Regions from separate parts of the Homo sapiens genome. Here region 2 is linked to region 1. A link is an interaction called in ENCODE POLR2A ChIA-PET data of the cell type or tissue named here. Cell type or tissue: PC-9. All regions are shown on one strand.

Region 1 (2,500 bases):
AAACAGAAGAAAGCAAAGCAAAATTTTTTAGAGAACAAAGTTAACTACATGGAGGAGGTTATATTAATTCTAAACAAGATCTAATTCAAGTAAAAAAAATATGAAGTAGGGTCATATTAACATTATTAAATTATATTATATTATAGAAAAATATGCCCCTGTATCCAAGAATCTTTATCTATATATACTTTATCTGTATCTTTATACAGTACCAACATGTATAAAGCCAAATAGTTCATATGCATGAGAAATCAGAGGATGACTATTATGGAGGTTATTTCACTATATCACTTTCCATATCTGACAGTTTACTAGACAAATAAAAAAAGGTTATTGAGTATTTCAATAATCTAGTAGATGTATAGAATTTTCTATCCTATCAAAGTCCCTACCCTACAAAGAGAGAATATACTATTCATTCAACTATTTATGAGACATTACAAAAATTGTGGTAACAGTGAGACTTCTATGAGTCCATAAGAAAAATTCTTAAAATTTTCATAAAGCAGAAAGCATACAGTCTACATTCTCTAATACTAGAAAATTATAAATAAAGAAATAAATTTTAAATTTGAAAAGCTATTCTTGGAAATTGACAAAAATCTCTTACATAACAAGTGTCAAAAAGAAAGCAAAAATCACAATTAAGGATGGCAAAGAGAACTCTATATTCTGTTATTCCTACTTTTTGGTGGGGGTAGGGCTGTTTGAGTCATTGATTTCCCAACCAAAATGCTTGTAGGAATTTTTAAAAATTTATCCTTGTATTAGGGATTTCCAGAGAAACAGAATCAATAGCATGTATGTGTGTGTATAAATATGCAGGGATAAAGAGATTTATTTTAAAGAATTGGTTTACATGAGCATGGCAGCTGTTAAGTCCAAATTCTGCAGCGCGAACTGGCAGGCAGAAGGCCCAGAGAAGAGCTGTAGCTTAAATCCAAAAGCAGTCTGCTGACAAAATTCTCTCCTTTTAGCAGGAGGTCAATCTTTTTTCTTAAGGCCTTCAACTGACTGGATAAGGTACAGCCACATTATGGATGGTAATCTGCTTTACTCAGAGTCCCATCCAAAAAATACCTGCGTAGAAACACCTGTGATGTTTGACCAAAGATCCAGGTACTATGGCCCACCCAAGTTGACACATGAAATTAACCATATCAATTCTTATAATTCAAAACACTTGCCTGTATGTTCCTAGCTTTGGACTTCTTTTCAAAATAAGCCCTTCTTATCTGCATATGTGGAGAATTTTTCACATCAGAAGAGTGTTTTTATAATTATGTTGAATGCATTATTTAAAAAGAGATATTTGCAGAAGAAAAAGAAATTTGCTATAAAGCTCTGAAAAGAAGTCCACGCCTATAGCACACAGGGTGAGTCAGAGGGTGTGGTGAGAGAACAGAAACAGAAAACTGATAATCACTCAACAAGCCAAACAAAGCAAATGCCCTGGAATCTCCATTCTTCTTGCCCAGGGACAAAGGCTAATAAGGGATCTGGTGTTTCAAGGCTAGTATTTCATCCCCTGCACAGAAGAGGTCATGAGCCGAACTACGTGCACAGTGTGAGAACACAGCATTTGCACCAAGGCTGGCCTCTCCCTCCATCCACTGCCCTCTCTCTGGGTCAGGCCTGGGCTATGTCTGGCCTTCATCACTGCAGGAGCCTCGGAAATGTACTCTCTGACAAGTCATTGAGTGTAGCCAGGGAAGTGTCAGATTAATGCTGATATGTCAGGTCAAGTCAGGCAGCAATATTTCTCTGTGTCTTACAGGAAAAGTCCAAGCTCTTTAGCTGCACCCTAGATCTGCAGTAATCCAGACCTCGGCCTGGCCAGCTGGTTGACCATTTTCCTGTCCATGAGTCCTCATTCTATTCACTGGTCTGTCTATTCAGTGTACCCCAAGTGTGTGTTATACATTCATGCCTGAAACTCCCATCCCTTTTTTCTCCTCTTCTGCAGGTCTCTATGCCCTTCCCAAACCTTCAGACCTTCAGACCTAGCTTGGTGCTTTTCCTTGAGCATCCTAGCTCACATCCTAGTGAGACCGCTCCTGGGGCTGCCGCTGCTGGCACAGATGGGTGGGGCTCATAGCACATCCCTAAACCAGGCGCTGTGCTAGGTGTTTCCTTGTGGATTCTTTCATTTCTTATTACATCTACACAACAATCCTGTGTGGCAGGTGTTGATATCGTAGTGGCAAGTGGTAGAAACCCCAACTCAAACTGGATTCACACATGAAAAGGTGATTATTTCATTTAAATGAAAAGTCTAGGGAAAGACATGGCTCTAGTGATGCACTGGGAACTTTCTCCGTCTCTCAGCTCAGCTTCCACAGAGCAGCTCTTTTCTAGGTTTAGAGAGAGGCTGCAGAAGCTTCTAGCTCTCAACTCTATCACCTGGACAGCAGAAGGCAGCCTGACTCTTTCCCAGGCTTCTCAGCAAAGTCTCATTCTGTCTCCGTGGTTACAAACAGGTCATTTGGCCATCTCTGAG
Region 2 (2,500 bases), 1.1 Mb before region 1:
CTCTGGTTCCTGCTGGTCCTGGTGAATTAGGCAATGGGATATTGTGGCCCCTTTGCTGTCCCATGGTCACCCCATCTACACCGGCTCTTTAAGGCCCAGTGTGGTCACACGAAGGCAGCCTTACAAGGAAGGCTAGGTCGGGCCCAATTTGGTAACAGACTCAAGTCTTTTTGCAGGAACATTCATACTTGTGGATTACATAGTAGAGGTTTTTCCTCTACTGGCTGCAAATAGTCCTCTGTGGTTAAACCAATTTCTTTAGGAAAAGTGAAAGGAGGGAGGGAGGGAGGGAAGGAAAGAAGGAGGGAAGGATGGAAGGGAGGAAAGGTGGAAGGGAGGAAGGGAGGAGGAGGGAAGGAAAGAAGGAAGAAGAGAGGGAGGCAGGGAAGGAAGGAGAGAAGGAAGGAAAAAATGGGAGTAGAAGTCTCATAATATTTCCTTCTCTTCATCTCGACTTCCTCTTTCATTTACCTTACTTTCCTTCACTTATGCTTGTTTAAAAACCCTGGATTTTCAGACACTATATCATCTTAACAAATATTTATGTAGTGGTTATACAAATTAATTTGTATAGGAGAGAAAGAGGGAGGAAGGAAAAAGAGAAGGGAAGGAAGGAAGAGAAAAGAGAAAGGGCAAGAAGGAAGGAAGGAAAAAGGAAGAGAAGTAATGGAAAGGAGAAAAGAAGGAAGAAAGGGAGAAAAGAATACTATTGATGTGGTGAGCATGAATTTTCTAGGAAAGGTTCTTTCTGCCCTCCTAGGCTAACCATTTCTATTGCACTCCTTTTTTTCTCCTTGGTTGGGCTGTGCTAACTTCTGTCCCACCAAAAGCCTACATGGTAGAACTTGGTTATGTTCTTCAGGTTTCCAATCTAAAAGGACGGAAAATGAAAAAAAGAGAAAACTGTGTTACAACTTAATTAAAACACATCAGGTCAAATCATAATTCTGAGCCCAGAGCTGTAAATGGGTCCCTCAGAGACCCTGGGTCTTTCTTGTGCCTGCTGAAGTATTTATTGTCACAAGTCACTCCTCATAGAGTGTCTTGATTTCCCCATCTATGTTGCAGAGAAAACACGCTGTCTGCCTATGTCTGCTGAGAAACCAGCAAACAATGTTCAAAAAGCACCTTGAGCCTATAAGGTACACGAAGGGGGATGCTGTTTAGTTTTCTCTTTCTATTTCAAAGTCATAGAATAGTCTCAAAAGAACAGTGGGAAAAGCGTGCCTTGGACTTCGCAGAGCCGTCTAACATTGCACCTGTGTTTCCTGATCCCCTCTCAGAGTCTGTCTGTTTCTTTTCTCCCACTCTATCATGAGGTAAGGCGCATCTCCTTGGAATGTTGTCCTTGCTGCCTGCTTGCCAACTGCAGCGCTCCCTTCCAGCTCTGAAGCTCAGTGATTCTCCTAGTGGTAGGAACTCTGTCTCTGCTGTTTTCAAGCCTGACCCAGCTCAGACCTGAACTTCCTTGCATTAGGGTTTGGCAGCTTCACGAGGCAGCACTGTACTGGCCTGGCCAGCCTGGGGCTTGTGGAATCACCTACTGAATCAGGTTTACCTCTGGCATTCCAGGCAAGAGCCGGTCATCAATCCTAAATTAACATTTTTGATAGCATTAGTGCCTTTACTAATAATATCTACTACTGTTTACTGAACATGGGTGTGGAACATATACTAATGACTTGTGAGTGTTACATGTTGTCCATCAGTATTGTCTATAGTCACAATCTTATTTAGTTTCACTTAATTCTCATACAACCCTAAAAAAGTAGCTATTTTATATCCATCTTAAGCTTAGCATACTGAAGCCCAGGACGGTTAAGTTACTTGCCTGAGGTCATTCTACCAGTAAGTGGAGAAGCCCAAATCTAACTAACACTGGTTTGCTTTTTTCCAAAAGTGGTACCACTGCTTAACCATGCTGATCCCCTACAATATTAGCTGTACTGTACTAAGCACGTACTACATACCACAATTGTGCTGGAAGCTTAATGCTTACAGTCCTATTTAATTCTCACAGTCATCTTCAAGATGGGAGGATTGGCTCCATTTTTAAGGTAAGGAAACTGAGATTTAGAGAGGTTGAATTGTGCTGTTCTTGTATATTCATTGAAGTCCAGTCAGATTTTTTCTAATACATTTTATTGTCTATATTTGAGAAATATGACATGATGTTATGAGATACATGAGATACATGATACAGGATTACTGTAGTGAAGCAAATTAACATATTTGTCATCTCATATGGTTACCCATTTTTTCCCCAATAAATGTTTAGAACAGCTCTGAACTTTACCACCAAAACACAAAAGAATTTCCTACAACATGCACTTAAAGCCTTTTTTTTTTAACATAGCACAGTATATGCAATTATGTTGAGCATATGGCCATTTAAAATTATACTCTGAGACAGCTCACCTGATGCAAATGCCTCAGAAATGGACATGGAGGTGTACAAAGATGGGAGATGGCAGAGACAGCTGGGGTTACTGGATGGAGT

What was found. ChIA-PET counts read pairs that join two places held together with the same protein. Peaks named below come from ENCODE experiments on the same cell type or tissue, not always from the same donor. Only the 100,000 strongest peaks of a DNase experiment are listed, where the experiment ranks them.
Region 2: POLR2A ChIA-PET joins it to region 1 with 5 read pairs; 1 of 35 experiments calls an interaction of 5 or more read pairs at or near these places.

The regions. Positions count from the first base shown.
Region 1 is chr7:29,604,954-29,607,453 of GRCh38, forward strand. No RefSeq gene overlaps it. Among named protein-coding and RNA genes, the nearest start is that of PRR15, 42 kb to the left of the region's middle. In PC-9, no CTCF peak of the experiment used is centred here; a DNase peak (open chromatin) is centred at 1,448; H3K4me3 peaks cover 626 bases; H3K27ac peaks cover 2,195 bases.
Region 2 is chr7:28,535,041-28,537,540 of GRCh38, forward strand. The region is part of intron 4 of CREB5 (cAMP responsive element binding protein 5); the gene reads left to right. Among named protein-coding and RNA genes, the nearest start is that of CREB5, 120 kb to the left of the region's middle. In PC-9, a CTCF peak has its summit at 1,411; a DNase peak (open chromatin) is centred at 1,391.